Linked DNA regions of Homo sapiens: region 2 is linked to region 1. A link is a contact called in ENCODE Hi-C or POLR2A ChIA-PET data. All regions are on one chromosome and are shown on one strand. Each heading gives the region's core, a stretch centred on a gene start or an enhancer-like site at or near the end of the contact. The rest is flanking DNA. Distances are from core to core; before and after follow the strand shown. Region 1 holds the start of SNRPF-DT (SNRPF divergent transcript). Region 2 holds the start of EEA1 (early endosome antigen 1).

Region 1 (4,718 bases), core at 1,072-3,571:
CAGCAACAAAAAACTGTAGATATCTTGTAAAAAAAAAAGTGCATATGTTACAGTAAAAGTTAATTGTTGTTCTCTTTGATTGGTGGGATTACTAGTGATTTTAGGTTTATTGTTTAGAACTTTCTACATTTTCCAAAATTTTGTATAATATTTATAATTAGACAAATATCAGTGACTTATGCCCACTTAATTTTAATAAGGTATTTAAGATTAAAATTTAATATGGACCAGGAATGGTGGTTCACGCCTGTAATCCCAGCACTTTGGGAGGCCAAGGTGGGTACACAGCTGGAGCCCAAGAGTTTGAGACCAGCCTGGACAACACAGCGAGACCCTATCTCTACAAAAAAAATTAAAAAATTAGCTGGGTGTGGTGGCACATGCCTGTGGTCCCAGCTACTCGGGAGGCTGAAGTGGGAGGATCTCTTGAGCCCAAGAGGTCAAGGCTGCAGTAAGCCAAGATCTCACCTCTACAATCCAGCCTGGGTGACAGAATGAGACCCTGTCTCAAATTAAAAAAAAAATTTAACATGAAAAGAAAAACCAACCTTAAATACACTATCTTTACAGAATGTGTTTACTGTAGTATTTCGTTTCACTTCACTGAGAAAACAGCTAAAGAGTCAGGCTTCTAAAACACATATTGAGTCTTTGAAAGGTAGCTTCATGAAGTAGAAAAAGCAGAGTTTTGAAACCCAGGTATGTGGTCCTGAGCAAGCTATGAGGCAGAAGAATAGCGGCTGGAAGCAGGGAACCTAGGGCCCATCCATGCTGACTGGGTATCAGAGGCTACTCCCATTTCAACCCCTCCTTTTTCTGCGTGGCAGTTGAAAAATGAAAGTACCTCTTATTGGTCCCCTCCCGCAACCAATCAGACTGGTTGTGGGCCAATGGGCAACCTCTAGAGGGTATTTAAAGCCCAGAAAATTCTATAACCAATGCTCTTGAGCCGCTTGCACCAGGCGGTGCCCACCCTGTAGAGTGTACTTTCATTTAAAATAAATCTCTGCTTTCGCTGCCCTGCTTTGTTTGTGCGTTTTGTCCAATTCTTTGTTGAAAACGCCAAGAACTCGGACAGCTACCCTCAACTGGTAACAGTTACCTGCTGGGCCTACTTCCTCATCTCTTAAACGGGGCTGTCACCCCGAATCAGACAGTAAGGTAAGATTTCCACGATTGTTGAAAAAGCCTGACACATAGTAGGAACTCAAAGTCTATACAAAGACTTAAAGTTCATAAAACAATAGACAAACGGAGAAATCCACTGAAGTTTAGGGTGAATAAATCTAATAACTGTTTGGTAAAAACTACACTGACAATCATTGTCTGGTCAGTGTTCAACATTTACGTGAAACACTGAGCTTTTACAAGGCCAAGCCCCGTTTTACGTTAAATTCTCGCAACCACCCTGAGGATGGTTCCGTTTTTAAAGCCGCGTTCCTGCCGAGGAAACAATGGCCCTCGGGGTTAAGACACTGCCCAACACCGGCCGCGCCTGATAGACGCAGGTTCCGAATGCAGGCCCCCTCCAAAGTCTTGCCCACTGCTCCACAATGCCTCAACACCCAACATTTCATCCTCAACTCCAAATCCATCTCTTCAGGGCCGCAAAAAAGCGTTACTTCCCAAAGGGCGTGTTCTCCAAGAACTGCATTTAGCATTTCAGATCAGAGTGACCCGAACTCAATAGGATTACGACAAAAACTAGTGAGATTCAGATAACACCGTTACATCGAAAGTTTTAATCCGTGACAGAGGAAATATTGCTTACGCCCTTAGGTAATTTCAAATGCACGTATGAAGGCCGTGCGGGTTTCTGCAGGCGAAGCAAAAGAAAGGTGGGGCCGGCAGGGTCGTGGGGCGGGGGTGGGGCATGACACCGTATCCCAGACGCAACTCGACCTCGTTTGCAAGAAATTCTGTATCCAACTCTCTTCAGTGCGTTTCGCCGCCCCTAGTCTAGTCTGGCTAGCCCCCAATTCCTTTAAAAGGGGTTAAAACGGGTGTTGCAGAAGAGAGAACACTCAGGTAGAAAGGGCCTGCGGCAGAGGCGCCCCCAAATCATGGAACCTGTTGGAAGAGTGAGGAAGGAACTCTGGGACCCCGAACATTCTCACGGGTGTAAAAAGACAAAGTAAATCCCCATTAGCCAAGTTGGGGAGAAGTCACATCCGTTACACAGCCTCTCCCAGACCGCCCTCTAGGAAGGACACCACATTTAAAAACACCGGCCTGCCTCCAGTCCTTGGCTGCCTCACAGCGATGCTCAGAGCCGGTTTCCCAAGGTCCGCGCGCCGCCTGCAAGGCGCAAACCCAAGCCGCTGCTGGTTGCTAGGAGATACTGGGCCAGCCATCTCCTCCAATCAGCACGCACCTCTTTGCGTCCAATCACAGAGGCAGGAAGGGCCGTGGTGGGAGGTGAAAGGTCATAGTCCTGTTTGGCGGCCATTTCTCTTGAAACTGCGGCTCGGGACCTGCGGTACCTGCTGTAGTCACGAGGGACGGGCGGCGGCCTGGTCGGCAGAGAGTAGCCTGCAACATTCGGCCGTGGTTACGATGGTAAGGAGAAAGAGAACGGCGGGAGAAGCGGGGAGAAAGAGAAGGAGGGAGACCAGCCTCGCGGGGCCTGCTGGTTCCTTCGCGCGTTTCCCATTCATCCGCGTGAGGCGCCGCGCACCCTGTCGCCAGCTCCTTTCACTCTGCTTTTAGGTTTCTGAGGCGCGTGCTCCTCCCGATGCCTTTCTTTTCCTAGGAGTGCCCGTGCCTTCTTCTCTTTGTTTGAATCCGGGCCTGGGGTATTCTTAGTTGGGGCTATAGGGTCGGGGTAAAAGTCAAAGAGAATTTGCACTTCCCACTTAACCACACTCCAGAATTCACTTTCATTCCGTGAAAGTAATGATACGGCCATGCTCTAGATTAACTCACTTGGGTGGGGAAGACAGACATTAGTCAAAAAATAACAAGTATGTAATTGCAAATAATAAGTGCTAAGAACAATGCAGACAGGAGGCTGTGAGGGTGCGCGTTAGACATTAGAGGCTTAGTCAGAGATGGCCTCCCTAGGAGGTGGAATTTAACTCGAAGCCTAAGTGTCATGAAATACGACCCTTTAAAGAGCAGGAGGAGGAGTGTACCGAGCACAGGGAATAGGAGCATAAGACCTGCGGCCGGAAAGAAAGCTTGGTCATTTGGAGAAATTGACAGAAAGGTATAGCCACTTGCGCGAATAGTGGTTAAGAGATGGTATCGGAGGAGCAGGCGTTGGGCAGGACCTCTTAGGCTGTATTGGGAGGTTTTGATTGTACTCCAAATCAATTTAAAATGATTCGGTTGGAAGCCATTGGATCATTTTAAGCAGAAATATGACAATCTGATGTGCACTTTAAAAAATCATAGTTACTGTGGTGGATAACAAATTGGAGAATGAAAACTGGAGACCCATTAGGTTATTGGAGTAATCGCCATATCAAGATCACTCCGAATATGCTCATGTTAGAGGGGGTTAGTAGCCAAGTTTCTTAGTTCTCTTCTTTGTTTGACTGGTGAGTGAGCAGAAGAGGGCAAAAACCGAAATCACTGGAGATGTTAATGGTTTGCTGAATAAATAGACATTAAGTAATTGCTGTAAGTAAGAGGCGGTGCTACTGACAAAGTCAGATAGGACCTAGCCCTAGCTTCCCCAGTTAAATACTGTCAAGCGTGATCTGCCCTCTGCTTCCTTCTGTAGTTTTATATTTGGGGCTTTGACTGACAATGCTGAATTGTATGTCCCCAAAACCACCTTGTTGCATCACTCTTCCCTCCTTTTACATAAGTAGCTAGCCTTGCCTGGAACAGCATTTTTTCCCGCTCTGGAAATAAACTCTTATCCTTTAAAACTGAGGTATTACTTATTTCAGGCAACCTTTCCTTTTTCCCCTGGATTGCTTTGGTACCCTTGTGCCTAGTATATCTCCTTTTACTACAGTGCAGCATGCAATATAATTATTTGTATGTGAGGAGTTCCCCTCCCCATCTCCAACTTCTTGACAGGGACTCATTTATTTATTTATTTATAAGAGACAAGGTCTTGCTCTGTTGCCCAGGCTGGAGTGCAGTGGCCTAATCATAGCTCACTGCAGCCTCGAGCTCCTGGGTTCAAGCAGTCCTCCCACCTCATCCTCCCTAGTAGCTGGGACTACAGGTGTGCACCACCACACCTGACTATTTTTGGTAGAGATGGGGGTCTCACTATGTTGCCTGGGCTGGTCTTGAACTCGTGACCTCAAGTGATCCCCCGGCCTTGGCCTTCCAGATTACTGGAATTACAGATACGAGCCACCCTACCTGGCCCGCTTTTTTTTTTTTTTTTTTTTAGTGCCTTTATCTTTGTTTCTTTAGAGCTCAGAACAGTGAGTGATGTAGGTAGTCAGTGTATCTTAAGTGAATAGTCAGTGTTTTGTTTTGATGGGTTAAAGGTGAAATTGGCTAACTGGATATTTAAATTTCCCTGGTACTCTCAACAAATAAAAGTGAAAATTATGTACTAAAATAATAAGGAGTCAAAAGTTTTCTTCATTTGCATACCACAAAATATTGGTGATTCGGTAGAAGAGAGTTGGTGGTGGGAGGAAAAATAATTAATTAGATCCTTTTTTGTTCTTTGTGCAGAGTTTACCCCTCAATCCCAAACCTTTCCTCAATGGACTAACAGGAAAGCCAGTGATGGTGAAACTTAA
Region 2 (4,718 bases), core at 1,559-4,058, 2.9 Mb before region 1:
AAATATATATTCTACCTTCTAAACTAGTAAATCACCAGATTTAAGACATTTATCAAAATGTCCCTATTAAATACTCAGCATTAACACTGACCCAACTACAAGATAAAAGCTGAACTCCTTCAAAGGGACTCTTACGTCCTCTCACAATTTGGTCTCTAGCCACCACGGTAGCTTCATCTCTTACTAATTGCTACAGACCATCTCACTTCCTAAGCTTCATTGTTCACACTCCTCACAGTACTACCTGCGCCTTTTATGACTCCATCTCTTTGCATTTGCTGTTCCCTCTGCCTGACATGCCCTTCCCTCTTCTGAGCTGTGAATATGCCCCCGTCCCTGAAGCTTTTCCTAATTGCCCTCACCTCCCACAGAGTGCCTCCTGGGTCCTCTGTCCTCTTCATTATTCTATTACATAGCACTGTCATTACTTTTAAATGTTCACCTCCCAAACAGCCTGTGAGTTCTAAAGGGAGGACCCACAGCTTAATCAACTGTTTCCTACCCCTTAGCATGAAGCCTGGCATTTACTGAAACTCAATATAAATACACTGAATAAAAGAAAATTAAGTACTTAACTGTGAGAAACACTTCAAACTTTCCTACTAAAGAGTTAATGCATTTAACACAGTGATTCTCAACCAGAGGCAATTTTGCCCCTAGGGGACATTTGGTAAAATCTGGAGCTATTTTTGGTTGTCACAAGGGGGAAGGGATATAGGGGAATGCTACTGGCATCTAGTGGGGGTAGATGCCAGGGATGCTGCTAACATCTTACAAGGCACAGGGCAGCCTCCCACAACGCAGAATTATCCAGTCACAAATGCCAATAGCGCCGACGTTAAGAAACTCAGTTGTCAACTGACTTATTCAGAAGTGATGATTCAATATCACATCTCTGCAATAACCACAATCAATTTCACTTTTGTAGTTTCAACAGAAGCTTCTTTAACAGTTGATAGGTATGCACCAACATTAAAAATGATCTTCATATAATCTCGATGTTTAACTTTAAACCAAGATTACTAGAAAGCATCCCATATTTCTGAAAACCAATCTATAACTACAGCTGAGCTACCCTTAAACCAGTAAACACTTTTATTTGTAAACTTCAAAGCAAACCACAGGCAAACTAATTTTCACTTGCAGAACTATGACAGAAACACAATCTGAAACATGAGGTAATCAGTTCCTCCAGGTCTGATAAAAGAAAAATCTCCTAAAGCCTGAAAGTAAATCATGCACAGATGTCTTTACTGCTGAACTAAGGAAGTGATGGGGAAAGTAAAGGACATGCCCTTGTTACTGCCAAAATCATCGCTTACCGGGATTTCAAAATTCACAAAACACTGCAAAATACAATTAAATGTCAACACAGGTTGTCAGATAAAGAAGTTAACTATTTCTCCCTCTAATAACTGACCAAGTTTCACATGACTTCATTCTTTCAGGAGAAAGCTAGGCAGAAGCAAGAGCACTCCCTTCCTATCTACTGGATGACTCAACTCTCTTCCGCACATTCCTCGGCTGAATCCTACAAATTCACTAATTTCTTTTGTCCTTTGAACTAGTTATCCTACTCCCTCGGTAAAGAACTAATAGGCTCGGCACCTACTTTTCAATCATTTACATTTTGTTACACCCTATCAGCCTCAAAAAGAAAAGAAAAAAGCTATACCAAAAAAAAAAAACAAATTTAAGTTGACAGGTACAATAACTCTTACAGGAAAAGAGATGTGAATTATGTTATTCTAGTAACTGATTCTTAAATGATACACCTACAGTTTTCTAATGCTCTAATCTTTCTATCCTCAAGGTTTTCCAGATTTCAGAGACAGCACAGGCAGAAACTAAGTGTATATACCACTTGATCAAGCTTACTGCGGATTTATTCTTGGATAGCTAAAATAAGGTAGTGGGGCTTGCACAGAAAACATATTTTTAATTAAAAAAAAAGTTTCCAACAGTGAGTAACATCTTCCTTCTCGGCTGACTGTGCCAGTGTCAGTCCCACGCCTGGGCCCAGGCTAGGCCGGGGCTCACCACACCACCCTCCACTGTGGTCCAAAGGAGAAAGCAGGGCCGTGTGTGGCAGGTGCGCATCGTGTCAAATTGGGGGGCACGGGGAGTGCGGCGGGTGGGGAAAGGCGAAGCAAGCCGCCCGAATCTCCCATGGGGCGTTCTCCAGCCCGGCAGGCGGCGGCTGGCCCGTCCCACGGGCACCAACTCTCCATTTTCACTCCCACTCAGGGTTCCCGGGAGGAACGCGCCGGCACCACACCCTCCAGCTCGCAGCCCGCTCGCACACACGGAGCCCCGCGCCGGAGCGGGCGCCAGGCCTGGACGCGCGGGGCCACCAGGGCTCTGCCTGCCGCCCCGCCGCGCCGGCCCCACCCGCCCTCCCCGCCCCCGGGCCGGGCGACCGAGGCCTAAGCGCCTGCCGGGCTGTGGGGCCTAGGGAAGGAAGGAGCCCGCGCTGAGGAGGGGCGCCCGCGCCGCGGCCCCGAGCTCCGGCTGTCCCGCTCACGTGCTGCCAGAAAGACGGTTTCACTCTCTTACCCTCTGTAAAATCCTCCTTAACATGGTTTAACCACCACCCGGCGCCGCCGCGGTGACTCTCCAGACCCTGCGCGGGGCCACTCACTACTCGGGGTGCGCGGGCGGGAGGGACTGGGCCGGGAGGGGACCGGGAAGGAGGTCGGGGCGAGGCGGTGGCGACGGCCGCTCGGGCGGCCCCGACTTCCCCACAGGCGGCGAGAGGGAGCACGCGAGAGAGAGCGAGCGAACGACTAGGCAGCCTGCGAGCGCCTCCAGCCCGCCCGCCGGGCAGCCCCCGTAACTGACAGATGGGCGGGCCCGCCCGCGGCCGCCGGGGGGCGGGGCGGTGGCGGGCCCGCCCCTCGCCTGTCCATTCGCGGGAGGCGGGGCTGAAGGGGGCCGGTCCAGGCCAGCGACCAATCGGAAGCGGTGGCAACGTGGGCGGCTGCGTGACAGACAGGCGGCAGGACGCTGTCGCCGCAGCTTCTTCCGGCTAGCTGGGGGACGCCGAGGCTGCGGAGTGCACGCCTGGGCTCCGTCAGAGGGCCGCGCCCGCGCGACGACCGCGTGCCCGCTAGTGGGAGGCGGGCGAGGACCCCTGGGGGTGTCCCTCCCTGACCCAGGCGGGAGGAGGGGACGCCTTAGGCTGTTTTGTAAAATGTGTCGGTGTGACCCTTCCGGCGATGGCTCCTGACTCGACGTGGTATTGAGCCTGAGCTATATGCTAGTTTCTGCTGGAAACGCTGACTCTGCCTCTTAGCCCCTGGGTTGAAGCCGACTAGAGAATCTCAGACGTGCTTAACCGGTCTGTTGGGCTTCCCTGCCCTTTTCCAGTCCCAGGTTTCCTTTCCCTGCTCCCTTCCTGCTTCTAATTTCAGCCAAAGAGAAAGCAAAGATTTAGAAAAGAAGGGTAGGAAGAAGCTGGAATTTGAATTGGCAAGAGAAGTTTGAGGTTGTCTTTTCTAGATCAAAACAATTTTTAATAGGCTGATGTTCACATGTTGCACTTTCTAAAGCCCGTGCTTGACCTCCTAAGGAATTTTAAGTCCTATTCTGATAATCGATTTATGAAGTAAATTGTCATTAACGCCTCTGTTTTATAGATTAAGAAGAAAATGAGGTCACAGATAAATATCGTGCCAAAACGACGTGGTCTTTGAACTGACCTCCAGGCACGATGTCATTATTTAACTCGAGAAATCACAGCTTCTGCGTCCTACCATTCTGCCAATATTCACAGCCAAGAGGCTCAACTTAACACCCTGGTAGAAAAAGAGAAGCCTTTAATATTGCTTGAATAGGGAAGGAGAGGGAATAATGGAACTAACCTTGCTGGGAGGGAAAAAAAAAAAAAAAGAAAAAACCAACAGACCACTGAATGAAGCCTATGAAGCAATGAATGGAGTGCTTTTTGGAAAGCACTTCCAGATCTTTTGAAAAGCAGCACAAAATTAAATATTATTTGCAAATCAGTTAATGAATAGGAAAATGTTTTGTAAAGTATAATGCATTATATAATGTAATATGATATTTCTATCCCAAATATATTTGGTTTTTTATTATGTGTGTGTGTGTCTCTCGATGGTGCAGCAGCACGGTCATGCCTACAGCTAATATATGAGTAATCACTAGTGATAATGCACTTACAAAGAACATACTTTTCCATCTTTCTAAACATGAGGTGCTTTATTTTCAGACAATATGGGAAACATTCTCAGCGACATGGGGTGATAAAAGTGACTTTTTTTCTCTTTTTTGTTTGTTTTTCAAAAATTAGTTTAGGGTCAGGCACACTGATTTTATGCCTGTAATCCCAGCACTTCGGGAGACGGAAGCAGACAGATTGCTTGAGCTCAGGAGTTTCAGACCAACCTGGACAACATGGCAACAACTCGTCTAAAAAAATATTAGCTGGGTGTGGTGGCATGCGCCTGTGTTCCTAGCTACTCAGGAGGCTGAGGTGAGAGGATCACCTGAGCCCAGGGAGGTTGAGAATGCAGTGAGCTATGATCTCACCACTGTACTCCATCCTGGGTGACAAAATGAGACCCTGTCTTTAAAAAAAAAAAAAAAAGTTTAAAACTGCTTATTAATGTTACATGCTAAGACCTTCTTTACTGGAATTCTCATGTAGAATCCTTTGAATAATATAATAGGCTCTCATCTACAGCTGAGCTAGATGG

The links. Hi-C counts contacts between places; a loop is a spot of excess contacts on that map. ChIA-PET counts read pairs that join two places held with the same protein, here RNA polymerase II (POLR2A). Pooled maps may share reads with other maps.
Region 2: a map of CD4-positive, alpha-beta memory T cell shows a loop between it and region 1 (12-fold over the local background). The contact joins the promoter of EEA1 here to the promoter of SNRPF-DT in region 1. A Hi-C loop is called at or near these places in 1 of 168 maps with a recorded cell type or tissue (CD4-positive, alpha-beta memory T cell) and 7 of 50 pooled maps. POLR2A ChIA-PET finds 5 or more read pairs at or near these places in 1 of 52 experiments (OCI-LY7).

What each region holds. Positions count from the first base shown.
Region 1 is chr12:95,856,518-95,861,235 of GRCh38, forward strand. SNRPF-DT (SNRPF divergent transcript) reads right to left here and starts at 2,322. Exons shown (of 3, transcript NR_135014.1): 1 at 2,237-2,322. SNRPF (small nuclear ribonucleoprotein polypeptide F) reads left to right here and starts at 2,435. Exons shown (of 4, transcript NM_003095.5): 1 at 2,435-2,559; 2 at 4,651-4,718. The coding sequence starts at 2,557. RefSeq lists enhancers at 2,144-2,759, 2,158-2,217, 2,268-2,327, 2,448-2,677, 2,708-2,757.
Region 2 is chr12:92,926,487-92,931,204 of GRCh38, forward strand. EEA1 (early endosome antigen 1) reads right to left here and starts at 2,809. Exons shown (of 29, transcript NM_003566.4): 1 at 2,557-2,809. The coding sequence starts at 2,580. RefSeq lists an enhancer at 969-1,098 and a silencer at 2,199-3,278.